2 separate regions of the Homo sapiens genome follow, and region 1 is linked to region 2. Evidence: chromatin loops called from intact Hi-C (ENCODE). Cell type or tissue: dorsolateral prefrontal cortex. All regions are shown on one strand. Links, peaks and the distances in the headings refer to the core of each region. The heading gives the core; the rest is flanking DNA.

Region 1 (10,754 bases), core at 1,741-9,740, 260 kb after region 2:
GACATCATCATGTTATGCCTCACTCATCACTTCAACCCCATTAGCCTTCTACAGCCACTCAATGGCTCCTCATCTGCACCCCGACACACACCCAGCCTTTCCATAGTCTAGGTCAGGCTCTCTGCTACAACCTTCCACAGCTCTGTGATCCTCTCCTTTAGAGCACTTACTTCAGGTTATATATTTACTCCCCTTAATGCAATCATGTGATGTTTAATGCTTAACATCGTAAGTAAACACAGACTGGAAGAGGTGTAACCAGGGTGGCTATCAACTTCCTTTTCCATCCAATTTTTATGCACCTTTTTATGGGGAAATTTCAGGGCTTACCAGGAAAAAAAAACTGCTCAGCTCTTAATACCACAAATATGACAGAGACCCTTCAATTTTCTGCTGGTTTTGTAGAATCCTGGATGATTGAAACTGGAAAAGATCATTTTAAATGCTTTTTCTCTGATTACTAGATACACTGGAAGGTGCTTTATGGTCTATCTTGAGGAGGTTGAGGTGAGAAGATGGAATAAAAAGGGGCTGAAAGGATAGAGCCCTGGGCTCTCCACAGCCACCTCACCAGAGCAACTCTGCTGTTATATATTTCTCATATTGTTCTTCCTTGTAAGATTTCTTTTGAATGATTCCTACTGTGGAAAAATGTTTACCAACCAGTTTTCATTTTATAGATGTGCAAAATATGTGCTCAAAGAAAAACAGAATGTGGAAAATTATTATTATTCGAGATAGGGTCTCACTTTGTCACCCAAGCTGGAATGCCATGGCGTGATCTTAATTCACTGTAGCCTCAACTTCCTGGGCTCAAGAGATCCTTCTGCCTCAGCCTCCCAAGTAGCTGGGACTGCAGGGGTGCACCACCATGCCCAGCTAATTCTTTGCATTTTTCATAGTGATGGGGTTTTGCCATGTTGCCCAGGCTGGTCTCAAACTCCAGCTCAAGCAATCCACCCACCTTGACCTCCTAAAGTGCTGGGATTACAGGCGTGAGCCACCATGCCCGGCAGGGAAAATTACTTAGGTGTTTCATTTAAAAAAAAAAAGTTTTCATGTGTGAATTTTCCTACCTTTTCCTCTTTGCTCCTAGCTCCAACTCCCAGTAAAAGATTCCATCTCCAATTTTATCACATTTTCACAAATATGAATCCTGAGACTAGACCACTTAGGCCCCCATTTGTGTGGGGGTTACAGAGCACTTGAGCTGATAAGTCATAGAACCTCCCAGGTCTCCTGAGTTATGGGCCACTTTAATTCTGCTTTTTGGTTGGTCTATGTCCAGCAGCAGTGAGAACTTCACTGCTGTCAAAAGGGAAGTCTAACTGCCCAAGCATCTTCTCCAAGAGAAATTTCCTTTAGTTTTAAAATAAATTATGTTTTCTGAAGACTATATAAATACACAATATAAAACCAGTAAACCTGATAAAGACCTATAGAAAAACAATCTCACTTGTTTCTAGCCACATCAAATTTCTTGCCTCAGTATGCAAACACAAAAACCAACTAGACTTCTAAATTCTGATCAGAAGCTCAGGATCCGGGCAAAGGAATACAGTAATGCACTCCTAGCTACCTGTCTCTTTTCCTGGGCTATTAGAAGCATCCTCTATTTCAGAGAGATATGAATTCATATCCCATTGATGCCATTTCCTGGATGTGTGATTTCTGGCAAGTTACTTTTTATCTGTGAGGTTCAGTGTCCTGAAGATAAGAACATGCACTTTTTATGTGGTTTGTTGTAATAATTAAACGAGACAAATTCCTGGCTTGAAGTAAATGTTCAAGAAATTATCACCATGTGTTTTCATTCATTATCAAATACTCCTATATATTTAATACTAACACTAGGCTTGATATATAAAGCCTGATTCCTAAGTTCAGAAAATAAGTTCACTTCCAATATATAATTAGTTTATACTATTTCATTCAGTTAAACAAATTTATACTTTCCTAATATTTGTCAGACACAGTAGTAGACCTGGACCATAAGAAATAACAAACCTTCAGTTCCTGTCTTCAAGGATCTGACAACTTAAACCATACCTGACAGATAAGACCGATATTCTCTCTCATTCTCTTTCATTCTTTCATTCACATTCTTTCATTCATATTCTCTCTTTCTTTCATTCATATTCATTCTCTCTCTCTCTCGATTCAGGGGCTCCCTGTATTGCCCAGGCTGGAGTGCACTGACACAACCTTAGCTCACTGCAGCCTCGACCTCCTGGGCTCAAGCAATTCTCCACAGTCAGCCTCCCCAGTATCTGGGACAACAGGTGCACACCACCACTCCTGGCTTTCTGTTTTTGGTAGAGACAAGGTCTCACTATGTTGCCCAGGCTGGTCTCAAACTCCTGGGCTCAAGTGATCCTCCTGCCTCAGCCTCCTAAAGTGCTGGGATTACAGGTGTAAGCCACCACAACCAGCCTACCTCCTATATTCTTAAAGATCACTAAAAGAGAGGCCCTCACCACATTGCTGGCAACTACTACATTCAGTTCTCAGTCCTCTGAAGAATTCACATGATGTGTAAGTGTGTTCAATTCATTGAGAATCAATATGTCTCCATTTTCTCTTATTCTAGACCCCAGAAGGAGGAGAGAACAGTTGTTCACCATTTTTTACATAATAAGCCTTCATTCTTTGAGAGTTATTGAGTTATTCCTCCATCTTCTCTTTCTAGATTAAATAATTCCAATCCCCTTAACCTTTTCTCAGAGGTCCTATTTGCCAGCCTTCAGTTTAATCATTTTCATTGCTCCCCTCTGGAGTCTCTCCAAATCCTCTGCATTAAAATACGTTGCTTTGCCATTGAATTCACTCTTTTAAGAAACGTATTCCCTTATTTCGACCAAGACAAAAAGAAATCAGTCCCCAAATACAAGGTAGACAGTAGATAGAAGGGTAGATTTCCTATGTAAAGAACTCATGGTGGGCTTTCATATGCTCAAATCAAATTTGCATTTACTGTCACCACTATTAAGGAAGAAGGGCTAAAACCAGAATCATTTTAAATAGTGCCAACCATTCTGCCTGACAATTATCTAAATTACTTTTAAGCAGATAAGACTATTAACAGCAAACTTGAGACTTCTGTAGTTACACCTAAGGTTCTCAGACAGGTACTAATAAAAAATCACTGTACTACTAAAGCTAATGAGATCAAACAGGAATTTTTGATTCTGTAAAATACCTCTGGCCATCAGGTAGAGGTAAGAGCTTACCATATGATTTACAGAAGTGCCTTTGGTTAGGCCTGGCACGTGCAAAGATCTTTCTTTGCATTCTGTCAATCAATATACAGTCATTAATATTTCTTGAGCTGAGAGTGCAGCAAATTCTAAATGACTCTTAAGAAATGGTGTATAGAGGTTAGTCAAATACACACTGACCGTAGTACGATACCAGCATATGCAGAAAGGGGTGGATATGAAAACCAGAGCTCTAGTAAAATATCCCTTCAGGATAAGCATAGAAATTTGTAAGAATTCTCTTTTCACAAAGATTCCTCCCTGCCTGTTTCTCTTATTGTGCCACTGATATTACCCAGCCTCCCGTGAGCCAGTAGCATGTCTCTACACATACACATACACACACACACACATACACACATACGCACGCTCACACGGTTAAGATTCTTCTGACTGTCGAATATCCAAATCTTCTCAAGAAGCTGGGAAAACTCTTACTGGATAATATCTTGCCTGGTTCAGGGACTTCTTTTAAAACCACTATTTAGAATTTTATTTTCCCATGTGGAAAAGTTAAAAGTATACAATTGGGGTAAACAGACTTGGTTACAAGGGGACAGGTGGCAAGAGGAACCACTGCCTCCTCCGGTTTGACTCCAGGCAAATAGGTGGTAGTTCACTCTAGTATGATTATTAAAGCTAGGTTGGCCCTGGCAAGACCCTGTTTGGCCTAGAACTGGCTGGGCTGAGAGAGGTCTGTCAACAACGGCCCCAGGAGAATGAGCTACATTCTGGAAAAACCTCTCTGCCAAGTTCTCTGAAGACTCCCTCAGTTCTGAGTCCAGAACAAATTCGTGGTTTAGTGTTGAATTTTCCCAGGGAGCTGTAGACCCAAAGGCAGTCCAATCTATCGAACAATGACTTAAATCCCAAGACCTATGGAATTAATATTGTAGCCCTTAAATAATCAGCAATAAGGATGGCCAGTGGCTTAGAATCATAGAATCAGAACAAGGCCAGGCGTGGTGGCTCACACCTGTAATCCCAGCACTTTGGTAGGCCAAGGCAGGTGGATCGCCTGAGGTCAGGAATTCGAGACCAGTCTGCCCAACATGGTGAAACCTCATCTCTACTAAAAATACAAAAAATTAGCCAGGTGTGATGGCGCTTGCCTGTAGTCCCAGCTACCTGGGAGGCTGAGGCAGGAGAATTGCTCAAGTCCTGGAGGCAGAAGTTGCAGTGAGCCAAGATTGCGCCACTGCACTCCAGTCTAGGTGACAGAGTGAGACTCCATCTCAAAAACAATAACAACAACAACAAAATGAACAAGAAGCACCCTTCTGGGTGAAGGCTGACAGCTTGCTAGCTGTTTGTCAGAGCTGACCCTTATTTCCCTCCTGCTCTGCATGGCTCTTCACGCTTGAGCACATGCCAAGTGTTTGTGTTACAGAGTGAAGAAAGGCATAGGAACTCCACCACTGGTAAGTGTATGCACTATTGAGGTCTGGGAGCTCTGAAACAATGGGCAATTAAAACCATAACATATTGAATAGCCTTGTGTTGATAAGTATATGTTGTAATTAATTATAATTTTATAAAAAGCAAGACTCCAAATATGAAGCGGAACTACACATAGCCCCAGATTTCATTTATTTGATGGTAAAGACAGTCTTGCTTATCAAGGGGGTAAGAAAGTGAAAGTAGGGCACTGATACTGATATGCATTGCCATGTTACTTTGTAGTGGTTATGGTGAGTGGCCAATAATGCCAGGTTAATAAATCACTGGTAGACACAACTCAACATTCTCTCTCTTTACCCAAATGTGTACCTCAGAGACTTAATACCAAATTGCTTCAAAGAAAGAACAATTTGTACCATCCTACTATAATCCAGTGCACTTTGGGAAGCAATTTTTTTTTCCATTTGAATTTGGGAACTATAGTAATAACAACTAACACTGAACACTGATATTCCTACGTTGGGAAGGTCAAAAAATGCAAGAAAATAAGGGGAAAGTAAGAAAAAGGAGGGAAAGACAGAAAAAATTTTTAAAAACCTGAAATTGGTGAATTTTTTCAACATTCATCTATAATGAGCAGGGGACATTTTCAATAAGGCTTTTGAATGTCAAAAAGTAAAATAAAATTCCTGCTGACTTTCAAAAGCCCACTATTTTGGGTCATTCTTTAAAAAAAAAAAAAAAAAAAAAAGAGCCAGCAGATTAAAGGAAGTCCATTTATAAAAATCAAATGAACCTCTAACAAAGCTTGTTCAGGACATGAATAAATCATCTGGTCATGAATTATTCATTGTTATCAAGAAACAAGCTGGGGATTCCAGGAACTGGGCTGGGGAGGCACTGAAACTGGGGAACGAGCGAGTTTATTGTCTCATACCCACCACAGGAAAAGAGAAGGACAGGCCAAGGGTGCCACCATCTGAGGCCGACCATGTCAGCCCTCCCTCGTGTTTCAGAGCATACGCTGGCAGCCTTTACACCTCAGAGGACAAAACAAATACAGTTTAACCCACAGAACCTAAATTTAGAAAACTGCATGTACTCAGGAAGCAGAAAATACGATTTTTTTTGAAGATTGTCTCTTTTTATTTAAGTTCACAATATACACGGGAAATATGAGCTGTGTGCAAAAGGTAGCAGAGTTGCAACTTTGAATTTCAAGGAGATGGCTAGAAAATTCCTTGATGATAAGTCAGTAGAGTAGTCTGACTTACTCATTTATGGCTTTGGGGCTTGGGTTTGGATGGTGGGGAGAAAGGGAGCCTCTCAGATTTAATCAACTAATCAATGTATCTGTGTGTTTCAGGTCCAAACTGCTTTGCAGGAACGACGATAATTCCAGCTGGCATTGAAGTGAAAGTGGACGAATGTAACATCTGTCATTGTCACAACGGGGACTGGTGGAAGCCTGCTCAGTGTTCGAAACGTGAATGCCAAGGCAAGCAGACTGTGTAGGACAAACTTCCACCCAATGATGAGTTCTTAGGAAAGGATGCTATGGCTTCAACACTGCACATGTTTAACACAAAACAAAACAAACAAACTCCTGCCAGCTACAACAGGGTCACCAGCAAAACTTTCTAGGGTTGACAAAAGTGAATATTTTCCTAAGAGGAAATTTCTTTCTCTCTTGCTATATAAAATATATATAGTATATAGCTATCTAAATCGCTTTTGTATTTACCAATGCTTGATGGTGACTTGACGACTGGATTGCTGGAACAAAAAGAAAGAAATAGCCTTGCACAGGCTCCTTCCCTGGTAATGCCTCTGACCTACCAGCTCACTGTCCCCTGGTTTACTTCATTTTTACTCTTCTGTACATTGTACATGGCATTGTTCTCCTGTAATATTTGTTTTTTCACTTTTAGAGTCTAAGGGGCTAAATTTGACTGCACAGTAAAGTTTTGAGTTGTGTAAAAAAAAAAGTTTGGTAAAGGAATGTCAGGGGAAATATCTTTCCCGAGCTGGGAAACACAAGAGCATCCAGTCAATTGCTCCCCTAGGGTGAATCATGCCCTGTAGACTAAGGAAAGAGGGGTGGGCACATAGACGGGCCTATTGCTGGACAGGGTTGGGAACAAGTACTTTGTCCATTACGTGGGGGCTCACAATTTAATTCTTACAAACCACACATTTCATATGGAAAACCTCGAAACTGCCAATCAAAATCTATTACGTAAAGAACACCATAAGCTCAACTAAAGAATCCAAAGAGAGACAGATCTTTAAAATTGTAGCATTAATCATCAGACTTTTTCATGATGTGAAATTTGAGTTTGGTTTGTAGCTAAACACACTCTAAACTCACTGTCATCAGGCAATATAAATACCAGAACCAGGGTGAGAAAACCCACTGTGAATCCAAATCCTTATGAACATCTCTGGCTTTTGAGTTCAGATTTGGCTAAAAGTCAGTAGTACACACTGGCAGTTTTTGTGGTTCGGGACTGTGTTTGCCATGTTGTAGTAACAACCACTCAGCCCTATGTCTGAAACACAGATTCAGGACACCCTTTCCACCTCAAGTGCTGATTTAAATTAAAGATTAGGGTAGAGTGAGTCTTGCACAATACAATTCCATTTGTTGAACATTTTTTAAAATGTATATATTAGATACTGAAAAATTAAAGTGAACCTTTGAAGAGTCTCTAGGTTGCCCTGGTAATGCTGCTAGTATAGTAACAGAAAAAACAAAACACACAGGGTATCTGATGCCACCTCGATTCAAGTGCAAAATTAACAATTCTGAAACCACATGGCATAGTTAGTCGCTTATTCCATGCTCCTGCCCTAAAAACCCTGGCACAGATCTGATAGGGTCCTTGAAGAGACTTTACAGTTGTCTTTATTATCAATGTTCTTTCTTTTTCTGCTCCCCCAACCTGGGCTTTGCCATAGCTCCTGTGGAGAGCCATATTCTAGAGCAAGGTGTCTCAATCTTAGTAGGATTGACATTTGGGGCCAGATCATTATTCGTTGGTGGGGGCTGTCCTGTGTGCTTTTAGGATGTTTAGCACCATCACTGGCCTCTATCCACTAGCAACATCCCAGCAACTGGTGACAACCAAATTTCTCCAGACATTGCCTAATGTCCCTAAGGAGTGGGAGTGAGGGGCCTAATTTCACCTCGTTGAGAACCAGTGGTCTAGAATAATCAGTATAGAGTGGTTTCTGGCAGGGGACACAGTAGGCAAGCTCTAGCAGCACCTGTGGCTTTTGTGAGCTTCTGATCCCTATGGGACATACACAGTCAGCATTTCCAAGGGGTCAGTCTTCTCCATAGAGAGTGAGGCTTCTAATGCTATAGGCCCACCCTCAGGAAACATATTTTTTTGAGTCTTGTCAACTGGTTTTTCATTTAAAATTGTCAGCCTCTCCTCCCTGGAAGCATCTGCTGTCATCAAGAAAGAGTTGTCATTTCCAAAATTAACGTGCTGACGAGTCAGACCTGACATTCTTATGCACACTGTGCTTGCGTTATGATACAAATAGCCATGCCGGCACCATCCCGAGGAAGAGCATCAAGCCACCTTCCCTTAGAACACCAATTTGCAGCAAGGTTGGTGCCTTTCATTTGCCACCATGGATACATCATATAGACAGTCATGAATCATTCATGAGCAATGCTGCATGATTTATGTCTGCACTCAAAAGTAAAGGAATTCCACACTTTAGCTTATGTCTAGACAGAGATGTATTATAGAGCTTTCTTTGCCCCGAGGTTGCCTGTTGCCAACTTCAAAAATCCACACTCTTGGAAAGAAATAATAATAATAAATGACAGGAATAAGGTTTGAAACTCAGAAAATATCATTAATAGAGCCATGCAGCATAGTACCTTATCTATTATTAAGGAGTTACTATGTCCTTTTTTAGAAAACAGAAAGAGAGTACAACTGGGAAGCTGAAGTGCAGAAATTTTGCATCAAAGCATTGGCACAGCGAGAGTCACAGCAAGAATTTACTAGAATTGAATGGGACATCCATTAAGGATCTCTCTTCAGAGAGTTTGCAGAAAGCAGGCTGTTCTGTGGCCTCTGATAACCAGCTAGAGAGAGGGATTTTTATGGTTGGTTTTGTTGTTGTTGGATTTTCTTTTTCTCAAAGTTTCACTGCAGGCTGTTTCCTTTAAGATTTTGTAGCACTGACATTTTTCCCCCTTTAGGGAGAGATGAACCTATACTGTGACAATTTCTCATAAACTGATAAACATTTTACAACTTCCTTCTACCCAGGTCATTGAGAAATTCTTTCCAGACTCTGAACAACAGAGCTCTGGTCTCATCTGTTGTTTGTTTCTTGTGAAGTCTTTGTTTGCAGCCACACTGTCATCTCTGTACTCCTATTTCTCCTCCGCCTTTGGTTCTCGGCTTTAACAACAGCTATGTTAAAATAAGGGATCAACATCTTGTTTGTCAGCTGATGCCTATTAAAAACGATTCAGTTTCTAAAATCTTTGAAAAATGGCGTGCCTGAAAACTAGTGAGAAAAAAAAAAAACCTAAACACTAAACTGTAAAAAGGGGATTCTAGCAACAATATTTGATGTGTAAAAGAATATATTATTAAAAAATTATTTTGTTAAATATAAAGTGTGTTAACCAGCAAACATTGTTTGTGGTATATTTTCCTTCCCACATTTCTCCTTTCTCCCTACCCTCATTATTTAATGACTAATTCTCGGTTACTTCTATCATTTGAAAGTACATGTGTCATTAGAGCTGTATTCAATTAGAATGAAGCATTAGCTTTTGCATTTGCCTGCACACATTTTCATTTTTCATAACGCAAGGCATTGCTGACTTGGGGATCCGAGAGGAGGCTCAAATAAGCCAGCAGTGACAGGGTAAGTGATAGGAAAAGTCTTTTCCTGACCCCAGATCCATATACTATGCTAACGATAATCTATAATTATTGAGTGCTGGCTCTGAGCCAGGCCCCGTACTAAGCTCTGTGCCCACAGGATTGTATTCAATCCACACAGCACACCTATGAGAGAGGAACTCTTGTCATTTCTGCTTTGTTCTTGAGGAAACCGGAATATAAAGAGGCTAAATGCTTTGCCCAAAGTCACAGGCTAGTAAGTAGCAAAGCAGGAATTCTTTATTATAAAAGTTTTCAAACATATATAAAGAAAATAGCATCAAGAACCTCCATTTACCCATTGCCCAGATTCAACAGTGATCAAGATTTTGTGAATTTTTTTAACAATCCAACAAATGTTTATTAAATAACCAATGCTACTACCTACAGTTCATTTAACGCTTACATGCCAGAGACTATGACTTGAAATTTACTTATATCATCACACTTAATTCTCATGCAACCCCTTTAAAGAGGTAATATTATTCCTAAATTACAAATCAAGAATCTAATAAGCTTGCATATAACAGTGAGATCATGCAGTAGTTTTCATTCTGGTATGGCTTATTTCACTTAATATAATGCCCTCCGTATAATACTTCCTTTATTCTTTACCCCCCTTAAGTCTTTTTTTCTTTTTTTTTTTTTTTTTTTTTTTTTTGAGACAGGGTCTCACTCAGTCACACAGGCTGTAGTGCAGCGGTGCGATTACAGCTCACTGCAGCCTTGACCTCCCTGGCTCAGATGATCCTCCCACCTCAGCCTCTCAAGTAGCTAGGACTACAGATATATCAGGCCTGGCTAATTTTTTTGTAGAGATAGGGTTTCGCCATGTTGCCCAGGCTGGTCTCAAACTCCTGGGCTCAAGAAATCTGCTTGCTGTGGCCTCCCAGTGTGCTGGGATTACAAGTGTGAGCCACTGTGCCCAATCCCTCTTAAGTTATTTTAACCAAATATCAAGCATCGTATGATTTTACCCTTACAATTTGCAGTAATCATCTAAGAAAAGTGACATTTTCTTACAAGACCATATTGTTATACAATATTTTATTAAACCTAACAAAATAAATCCTTAGTATCATTTAATATTTAATCCATATTAAAACTTCTTAGATTTTCTAAAATATGAGAGAGAAGAGATGTTTGCATGATTCAAACAGTCCATAACTTT
Region 2 (10,754 bases), core at 989-8,988:
CTGGTAGCATGATGCCTCCAGCTTTGTTCTTTTTGCTTTGGATTTCCTTGTCAATTTGGGCTCTTTTTTGGTTCTATCTGAATTTTAAAATAGTTTTTTTTTTCTAGTTCTTTGAAGAATGTCATTGGTAGTATGATAGGAATAGCATTTAATTTATAAATTGCTTTGGGCAGTATGACCATTTTAATGATATTGATTCTTTCTATCCATGATCATGGAATGTTTTTCCATTTGTTTGTGTCATCTCTGATTTCTTAGAGCAGTGTTTTGTAGTTCTTCATATAAAGATCTTTCACCTCCCTAATAAGCTGTATTCCTAGGCATTTTATTCATTTTGTGGCAATTGTGAATGGGAGTTTGTTCCTGATTTGGCTCTTTCTTTGACTGTTGTTGGTGTATTGGAATGATAGTGAATTTTGCACATTGATTGGGCATCCTGAGACTTTGCTGAAGTTGTTTATTTGTCAAAGAAGCTTTGGGGCTGAGACTCTGGGATTTTCTAGATATAGAATCATGTTGTCTGCAAATAGAGATAATTTGACTTCCCCTCTTCCTATTTGCATGCCTTTATTTCTTTCTCTTCCCTGACTGCCCTGGCCAGAACTTCCAATACTATGTTGAATAGGCATAGTGAGAGAGGGCATCCTTATATTGTGCCAATTTTCAAAAGGAATGCTTCCAGCTTTTGCTCATTCAGTATGATGTTGGCTGTGGGTGTGTAATAGATGGATTTTATTATTTTGAGGTATGTGTCTTCAATACCTCGTTTATTGGAGAGTTTTTAGCATGGATGGATGTTGAGTTTTATTGAAAGCCTTTTCTGCATCTGTTGAGATAATCAAGTTTTTGTCTTTAGTTCTGTTTATGTGATAAATCACAGTTTCTTAATTTGTGTGTGTTGAACTTGCATGCATCTCAGGGATAATGCTGACTTGATCTTGGTGGACAAACTTCCTGATGTGCTGCTAGATTGCCAGTATTTGTTTAGGATTTTTGTATCAATATTCATCAGGGATATTGGCCTGAAGTTTTGTTTTTTGTTTTGTTTTGTTTTTGTTATTGTATCCCTGACAGGCTTTGGGATCAGGATGATGGTGGCCTCATAGAATGAATTAGGGGGGAGTCCCTCCCCTCAGTTTTTTGGAGTGGTTTCAGTAGGAATGGCACTAGCTCTTCTTTGTACATCTGGTAGAATTCAGGTGTGAATCCGTCTAGTTCTGGGATTTTTTTGGTTAGTAGGTTATTTATTGTTGCCTTGATTTCAGAGCTCATTATTGGTCTGTTCAGGGATTCAGTTTCTTCCTGGCTCAGTCTCGGGAAGAGGTATATGTCCAGGAATTTATCCATTTCTTCTACATTTTCTAGTTTATGTGCATAGAGGTGTTCGTAATGTTCTCTGATGTTTCTTTGTATTTCTGTGGGGTCAATGGTAATATCCCCCTTTTTTGTTTCTGATTGTGATTATTTGCTCTTCTCTCTTTTCATCTTTATTAGTCTAGCTAGCAGTCTATCTATCTATTTTATTAATTTTTTCCAAAAAAACAGCTCCTGGTTCATTGATCTTTTGAATGGTTTTTCATATCTCAATCTCCTTCAGTTCAGCTCTGATTCTGGTTCTTTCTTGTCTTCAGCTAGCTTTAGGATTTGTTTGCCCTTGTTTCTCTAGTTCTTGTAGTTGTGATGTCAGGTTGTTAACTTGAGATCTTTCTTTCTAACTTTTTGATGTGGGTATTTAGTGCTATAAATTTCCCTCTTAACACTGCCTTAGCTGTGTCCCAGAGATTCTGATATGTTGTATCTTTGTTCTCATTAGTCTCAAAGAACTTCTTGACTTCTATCTTAATTTCATTATTTACCCAAAAGTCATTCAGGAGCAGGTTATTCAATTTCCATGTAATTGTATCTTTTTGAGCAAATTTCTTAATCTTGATTTCTAATTTGATTGTGCTATGGTCTGAGAGAGTGGTTGCTATGATTACAGTTCTTTTGCATTTTCTGAGGAGTGTTTTACTTCCAATTATGTATTTTACAGTATGTGCCATGTTGCAATGAAAAGAATGTATATCTGTTGTTTCTGTGTGGAGAGTTATGTAGATATCTATCAGGTACATTTGATCCAGTGCTGAGTTCAGTTCCTGAATATCTTTGTTAATTTTCTGTCTCAATTATCTGTCTAATATCATCAATGGGGTATTGATGTCTCCCACTATTACTGTATGGGAGTCTATGTCTCATTGAAGGTCCCTAAGAATGTGCTTTATGAATCTGGGTCCTCCTGTGTTGGGTGCATATATATTTAGGATAGTTAGCTCTTCTTGTTGAGTTTAACCCTTTACCATTATGTAATGCCCTTCTGTGTCCTTTTTGATCTTTGTTGGTTTAAAGTCTGTTTTGTCTAAAATTAGGATTGCAACTCCTCCTTTTGTCTGTTTTCCATTTTCTTGGTAGGTTTTTCTCTATCCCTTTATTTTGAGCCTATTTGGGTCACTGCATGTGAGACGGATCTATTGAAGACAGAATACCATTGGGTCTTGGCTCTTTATCCAGCTTGCCACTCTATGTCTTTTAATTAGGGCATTTAGTCCATTTACATTTAAGGTTAGTATTGGTATGTGTGGATTTGACTCTCATTATGGTGTTAGATGATTATTTTGCAGATTTGTTTATGTGGTTGCTTTATAGTGTCACTGGTCTGTGTACTTAAGTGTGTATTTGTAGTGGCTGGTAACAATCTTTTCTATCCATCTTTAATGCTTCCTTTAGGTGCTTTTGTAGGGCAGGTCTGGTGGTAACAATTCCCTCAGCATTTGCTTGTCTGAAGAGGATGTTATTTCTCCTTTGCTTATGAAGCTTAGTTTGGCCAGATATAAAATTCTGGTTTGGAAATTCTTTTTTTTTTAAGAATGTTGAATATTGGCCCCCATTCTCTTCTGGCTTGTAGAGTTTCAGCTGAGATGTCCATTATTAGTCAGGGGCTTCTCTTTGTAGGTGATGTGGACTTTCCCTCCAGCTGCCTTTAACATTTTGTTTTTTTATTTTGACCTTGGAGCATATGAAGATTATATGTCTTGGGGATGATCTTCTTGTGGAGTGTCTTACTGAGGTTCTCTGCGTTTCCTGAATTTAAGTGTTGCCCTGTCTAGCTAGGTTGAGGAAATCCTCATGGATGATATCCTGAAATATGTTTTCCCAATTGGTTTCATTCTCCCCATCTCTTTCAGGTACACCAAGACATTGTACATTTGGTCTATTTACATAATCCCATATGTCTCAGAGGTTTTGTTCATTCCTTTTCATTCTTTTTTTCTCTAGTCTTCTCTACCTGTCTTATTTAAGAAAGCCAGGCTTCAAGCTTTGAGATTCTTTACTCCACTTGGCCTATTCTGCTATTAATACTTTTGTAATTGCATTATGAAATTCTTGTTTTTAAGTTCTGTCAGGGTGGCTATGTTCTTCTCTATACTGGTCATTTTGTCTGTCATCTCCCATAATGTTTTATCATTATTTTTAGCTTCCTCGCACTGGGTTACAATGTACTCCTATAGCTCAGTGTACTTCCTTTCCATTCAAATTCTAAATTCTACTTCTGTCATTTCAGCCATCTCAGCCTCAGCCTGGCTTTAAACCCTCTCTGAAGAGGTGATGCAATCATTTGGAGAAAAGAAGGTACTCTGACTTTTTGAGTTTTTAGTATTCTTGTGCTGATTCTTTCTCATGTTTGTGGGCCTATCTACCTTCAATCTTTGAGGTTGCTGACCTTTGGATAGGTTTTTTTTTTCTTTTATCCTATTTGATGACCATGAGGGTTTGATTGTGTTATAAGGTGGAGTCAGCTGACTAGCTTCATTTCTGGGAGATTTTAGGGGGCCAACACTCAGCTCTCAACCTTTGGACTGTGTACTATAATTCTGGGGGACTTCTATTGGGCCCCAACTTTGTTCTCTGGTTTGAACCTTGAGGTTTGGAGTTCACTTTGCCGGGGGAACCAAAGTGTGGCAGCTGCAGCAAAGTGCAAGTGGATACAGGGGTTCCTACCTCCCTGAGAGCATTCACCACAGTGGTAGAGGCAAGGCAGCAGCTGGGACAGCAGGTTGTGGGGTGTCCTGCTGGAGACTGTGCTGTTGCACTAGAGGTGATGTTGGCTGGTTTATTTTTTGTTGGTTTTCAACTTTCTCTTGGATCTCATTGAGCTTCCTTATAGTCTATATTTCTAATTTTTTATCTGTCATTTTCAAATTTTCATTCTATTGAGGATCCATTGCCATAGAAGTAGTGTGATCTTTTGGAGGTGTCAAAGCACTCTTTTTACACTGCTGGAGTTACTGAGCTGATTCCTTCTCTTCTAAAGAAACCGTCATTTTCTTTCTTTCTTTTTTTTTTTTTGAAATTGCTATTGTTTGCAAGGGACTTTATATTTATTTTTTCCTCCCTTGAAGGTGTGACTGTAGTACATATTTTGTATGATCATTTGGCTTCTGGGTGCTTTTAGACAACCGAGGCTCTGTATGAATTCATTGGTTATAGATAGCTTTTGTGTGGTGGCTTTCTCAAATTCTGCTTGTTGTAGCTATACATTGGGCATATGAGCCAATTCACTCTCTTCTAGGAGGCCAGGAATACAGGGATCTCAGGTAGCTGATGTCCTCCCTAGCACTGTGTCCTTCTGTCAGCCACTTTTTGTTTTGTTTTGGTTTTTGTTTTGTTTTTGGTGAAGTTTGGTCTCCAGTAGGTGGTGCCAGAGCCAGTTTCCCTTTGGATATTGAGATGATGTGTGGAAGCACCTGCCCTAATGAAGCTCATGGAGGGAGTTTGTGGTGGGATGCACTGAGGTTTCCAGGGTGGTAAAGAGAGGGCTGCACCAGCTCCCCATCCTGGGAAGTCAGGAATATGATCCACTTCCATATCATGCCCCTATCTCAGGGTTCATGGCCTTCAGTTCAGATAGTCACTGTCCTTTATCTCCAGGCCACAATGCAACTTAGGTCTGTGAGAAATGCCTGTCTGGTGGCTACTGATGAAATGACCTTTCAGCAGAACCTCTTCCCCCAACACCAAACAGATGACTCTGCAGTTAGTTGGTTTACACTGTTTTGCAGTGATGCTGCCACTCTGTGTAGAAAGGCAGAAATTAGCCCCGTTCTATGTACAAGCCTAAGCAGTGGGCACACCTTCACTGAGGACACAGCTATCCCAAAAAATGCTGGAAGGAGGACACTTACGGCAACCTCCAACAGGAAAGGCCTTGGCTACCTCTGCAGCAGTGTACGGGACAGTGGGAGATCCATTTCTGGCCACTAGGGTCACCTATCCACTAGGGCAGAACAGTGCCCCCTTTGGAGATCAGCACTGTTACCTGCATTTCCTCTGTTCCGAGGAGCGCTTTGGCAGTCTGCATTCCCCCTCTCTCCCTCTCTCTAGGGTCAGCACACTCGAAGGACTATACCTCTAGGGATCCCACAGCTCCCCAGGGACCTGATGGACCTCTGTAGTTGCCAAAGTCACCGTGGGTTTTGAGGTTCCCTGGGTAGGTTAATGACCCATAACAGATACACAAACAGTGTGGTCCCTGCCACCTGAGTCTGAGTTTGGTGTGAGTGTGAGCACACATGGAGGAAATGGCTGCCTCGTGCTGTGCCTGCTGGAAGTTCCCAAATTGCCACCAACAAACAGCATTGTTCTGGGTTGATTGATAGGGGAACCCCGACAGTTTGGCTGTTAGTAGTCTGTCACACAGGTGAGAGGAGCAAGAGATCCCCCTATTGTAACCTTTTGTCAGGACTCTAACTTCCTCTGGGGTCAATCTCTGCCAGATTCTGGCTGCCTTCCTTTTCTGCATCCCAACTTCTTTGTATGGGTTCTCCAACAGGTTTCAGCACACTTTCCTCAGTTCCACTTGGGTCATGATTATTCACCTGCAAATTTGATCTTCTTTCTGAGGAGAAATGGCATCCAACATCTCTAGTCAACTGTCTGGGGAAAAAAACTAATTTACTTTCTAAATGTTTCCCTTTAGTTAGTTAAGTTTAAAATGTGATTTCCTCCAGGAAATAATGATAATCTCTCTCTTTTGTGGCTGAAATGTATGCCCCACTCTACATAGCATACTTAGAGTCAGTGATGTGGATCCCACCCTCATACACCCTTACTCTTTTTTTATTTGAAGTAATAAAATAAAAACCTTTATCAAATGAAATGAGTTAATACTGACAGCGTATATTTGAAAATGAAAAATTGTAAATTTATAAGCATAAAAGTATCTCCACACTAATAAGAGGAATTATTCAAAGAAAGAAAAAATATTTTACATGGGTTTTAGTGTGTGAATCATTTCCTTTGTGATGAAAATGATCGTGTTTAATGATATGAATCATATCTTTTAACAGTTATGATAAATCTTCTAAATTCAAACTGAAAATTATATATCAGAGTCTTCCAAATTAAAAACAAAAGAAAAACCCTCCCAGGGTGAGTTAGTAATTTTTAGAGCTGTATTATCTCTCAGTTTATGCACTTGAATACCACTTGGTAAATGTACCTGCTGCACCAAAGTATACTTTAGTTTCATGCAGAGTAAAGATAACTCATTATATCCTTTTTATCATTTGAACATCAATGGCTATGGAAAAAGTAATTTTCATCCTGGGTAAATTTGCTCATATTCTCAAGGTGTACATGGACCTGACTTTGAGCTGTGTGTATAGGGTTCTTGGTATATTATTTAGTATAGGTCTAGCACATTCCAGAGCAGATTAATCATCCTCTAAATGCTCACTTCTCACAAACAGAAACCAATGTATCGACCTCCATGTGCCCTAACCTGCTGAGCTGTGTTGATTTGATTTATGGGAAGTTGATCATTCACACTAATAATCTTTTATCACCTTATGTATGGGGAGCACAAGGCATTGGGTTATTTTTTTGGCTTTTGCAGGAGTCTATCCTTAGAATACAACAGTGATTTATAATTATTTTTCTGAAGTATCATTTAGATATTCTAAGCAAAAAGTCTCATACAGTGTAATATAATTAGTACTCTATTTCTGAATGGACTTTCCCTTTCTTGCTTTTTTTGAAGCAGATTATCTAAGCTCATTTCTATTGAGAGAGATCTGCTAACAAAGCATTCAAGTTAGGGTTATCACTGTCAAAATGAAGTGGAAAATGGCAACAACTCCTTTTTTCATTAAAAGCTAAATAAACAAAAATTCATTTAGTATTAAAAAAATGATGACAGGAAGAAAACCAACAAAGCTACCTGCGAATATTTCATTACATAATTTTAAACAACTTAACTATAGATAAAATTGTTTTCAGTAAACAAAATACTTTAAAAAAAAACAGGTAAGTCAAATCAAACATTTACTTTAGTGAAATTGAAATTATTATTTACCTACCTAAGTGTCATCTTTAAGAAAATGAAAATCACCATAAATATTTGTCAATGCTGCAATATATACTAATTATTCCAACCAATACTACTACTATCTACCAAACTATGTGCATTCCTGAAAGGACCTTTGTGAAGTTACATTACTTTTCATTAATTTTAAGGACTTTCTTTTCCCTGGATCTTTAATTTACATGTGTCAGAGTGCTCCCAAGGATTCGATTACTTTTCATTTTATTCTAGAATGTTGATAAGATATATTTGGGAACATTTATCTAAGCTGCCATTTCATTTTTAGTAAAATTAGGACATAAACATGCAAACATTATACCTCCTTGTAAGGCTTAAATAGGTCAGTGTACTGCCCTGGCACATAGTAAGAATTGCATAAATATTATCTAGTTTGAAAAGTTTTTATAATTCCTACTAATTAACATTCACTAGTTTAAAGTATTTCTACAAATAATTTTTATATTTTTCTCTTTTTTCACATGACCTCTTTGCAATTCTTCTATCCATATTCTTCTCCAAGTTCTTTGGTTTTATTTCCAAAATAAAAGTCCTGAAATGAACAATCAGATCTAAATACCACATTCAGGATAATGACCATGAGCACTGAATGGCAGCATAACATTTAATGTTTTATTCTTTTGTTTTTAATTTTTAACCGCTTTTTTTCTTCTATACAACTAAACAATGGCTCGTATCTTTATTAGCTGCCTGAAATGACTCCTAAGTATTCTAAAGAGATTATTGCTAATTCAAAATATATGATTATGCACTGGTAATTATTCCAAATAAATCTACTTAATAGTAGCATTATTGATTTGTCAACTTGCAGCATTGTATTTGTATCTAGGCCTAATAATTTTGTATTTATTTCCAATTTTTCTGTGGTTCAGTGACTAACATTGCATTGTTACTACAAACTAGATGAACTGAAAATCAGCATGCACATGGTCAGTTGCTTCTGGAAATAATTTTAATTTTGCCTTGAGTTATACTTTCTTAGAAATGGAATTATTACCATCCCATGAATATCATTTTTCACATACTTAACATATTTTTTCATAAGTTAGTTCCATTTATGTAAATATGGTTGTAGCTGCCTAGTGTTAAAACTTATGGATGACAATTAGCACAAATATTGAGTTACATTTACTTATATAGGATTTCTAAAAGTGCTTTGGGAAACCCCAAGTTTATACTAAGTGCTAACTTTAATCTTGTTTCCAAGTTCTAAAACATGAATGACATCATGAAGTCTCATTCTGAATTTTCAGTGTTGATATTTATTCAGCAATAGGAGCAAAGACCCTACAGTCAGTCTCTGTGGGTTTGAATCCCACCCTTATCACTCACTAGAGAAACCTTAGGAAAGTTACTTAACATCTTCTCAAATACCTTGTTGAATTTGGAATGACTGCTTTTAGGATAAATGGAGGTAAGAAAAGAGGATATTCCAATAAAGTGGAACAGTTTAATAAAGGCATGGGCAGGAGACCCAAAGAAGTAATTGATTAAGTTAGGGGATGCACATGGTGTAATAAGTTGGAAATGTTTAAAAAAAGTGGGTTCACATTATGGAAGACATTCTTGAACATCCAGAGAAATAGTTGGGCGAAAGGTACTATAATGAAAGCTGTTTTAAAAACACTACAAGAGTAACTCATGCATGAGGAAAGAATAAAAAATGAATGCTGTTGAAGCAAGAAAGTAGCTACTGCATTCAGCCTGATGGGTAGTGGAGAAGGTTAAACCAATATGATACTGTATTAAAAAAAAAAAAGAAGGAATTGGAAAAATATGAGAGAATTCTAATGAAATAATTGCACGGATGAATGCTTCTGAGCCCATCACATCCTAGTCACAATTCCTGGTTTCATTTATTTTGTTTCACTGTTTTTCAATAGCAAGAGAGGAATTAACAGCTAACTGAGGCAAGCATCAGCACAGAGGCAGGGAGCATTAGGGGTGGAGCAGTCAGGGAACAGGAAGACTGCAGTGTCATCTTGAGTGACACCAAAGAATATAGCCCCATACCACCTATTTCCTCCATCTGTTAACAACATTTCTCAAAACCAGGGCTACTGTCAAATTTATAAATACTGTTATTTCTAAATGTATTTAACTGATTTAAATATGTTTGCTACTGCTGGTTCCCTTATAATCTCCATTTATAATATTTAAAAGGTTCTGTGTTGGCATTCAGATGGAAGAAAAAGCATGAGAAATTTCATCTTGAATATGAGGTTATCTAAGGAAAGAATTCGGTTAGCTTCAGGTGAATTTATTCTTCCCCCCTCCAGCCCCATCTTTTTTATTTATTTATTTATTTATTTATTTATTTATTTATTTATTTATTTTGAAACAAGGTCTTGCTCTGTCACTCAAGCTGGAGTGCAGTGGCACAATAACAGCTCCCTGCAACCTTGAACTGCCAGGCTCAGGTGATCCTCCCACCTCAGTACTCTGAGTGTCTGGGACTACAGGCGTGCGCCATCATGCCTGGCTAATTTTTAATTTTTTTGTAGAGTTGGGGTCTCACTATGTTGTCCAGGCTAGTCTCAAACTCCTAGACTCAAGCAATCCTTTCACTTTGGCCTCCCAAAGTGTTGGGATTACAAGCATGAGCCACTGCACCTGGCCCTTCTTTTTCTTTTTACCAAATTATGCGTAAGTATTTCCCTGATTGGTTTGGGGTGTTTCGATTTAGTTTAAAATAGAAATATATGTTTTAAAGTAGTGCAGACCTCTAGCTTTTAATCCAGTGACAGCAGTAAATAAAATGAGATTTGAGAATATGCTGTCATTGATCTGCCCTAGCTTCTTTTGTTCATGAAGGATTAATAGAGAAGAGGTGATTTTTCAGTCTTCTGTATAACAACTTCTTTGGTTCAATATTACAGGAGCCTTGGGTCACTGTGGTGACCATGTTCCCTTTGACCTTTTACTTTTTGGGTTTTTTTTTTTTTTAGATTTTCTTTGCAATTTATGAACCTCAAGTGTCTTAATAAGTAAGTGCCTCTGTAGGTAGCCTATTGTGCAGAGTTGCAATAAAGGAAAACACTACTAGAAATGCAACACAGCACTAATCCCATTAACAAATGCAGCCAGTGTCAGAGATACCATAAGAGGCAATTTGACTGAGATGGGAGGACATCCCACATCGTTTATGGGCTGTTGAACAAGAGACTTTCTTAGCCTCATCAGCAGGTTAGCTGCATATGAATCCTCATTTTTATTTAGGGACAGAGCCCCTTGCTTATAATGCTATTGGTCAAAAATGAGCAGTTTTTACTGTTGCCTGCAACGTTGCTAGCACCTTATTTGGGGCTCTTTTTATAAGGACCCGCGATGAAAGTTG

Evidence for each region. Hi-C counts contacts between places; a loop is a spot of excess contacts. Peaks named below come from ENCODE experiments on the same cell type or tissue, not always from the same donor. Only the 100,000 strongest peaks of a DNase experiment are listed, where the experiment ranks them.
Region 1: it touches region 2 in a loop (2.8-fold over the local background); 4 of 110 quality-filtered maps call a loop at or near these places.

What each region holds. Positions count from the first base shown.
Region 1 is chr2:214,569,648-214,580,401 of GRCh38, forward strand. VWC2L (von Willebrand factor C domain containing 2 like) reads left to right here. Exons shown (of 4, transcript NM_001080500.4): 4 at 6,025-9,329. The coding sequence ends at 6,173. Among named protein-coding and RNA genes, the nearest start is that of VWC2L-IT1, 65 kb to the left of the region's middle. In dorsolateral prefrontal cortex, for the core only: a CTCF peak has its summit at 5,662; DNase peaks (open chromatin) are centred at 5,584 and 6,104; H3K4me3 peaks cover 1,773 bases; H3K27ac peaks cover 3,254 bases.
Region 2 is chr2:214,305,796-214,316,549 of GRCh38, forward strand. All of the region lies in intron 15 of SPAG16 (sperm associated antigen 16), which reads left to right. Among named protein-coding and RNA genes, the nearest start is that of VWC2L, 100 kb to the right of the region's middle. In dorsolateral prefrontal cortex, for the core only: CTCF peaks have their summits at 4,745 (motif pointing right) and 4,970; no DNase peak of the experiment used is centred there.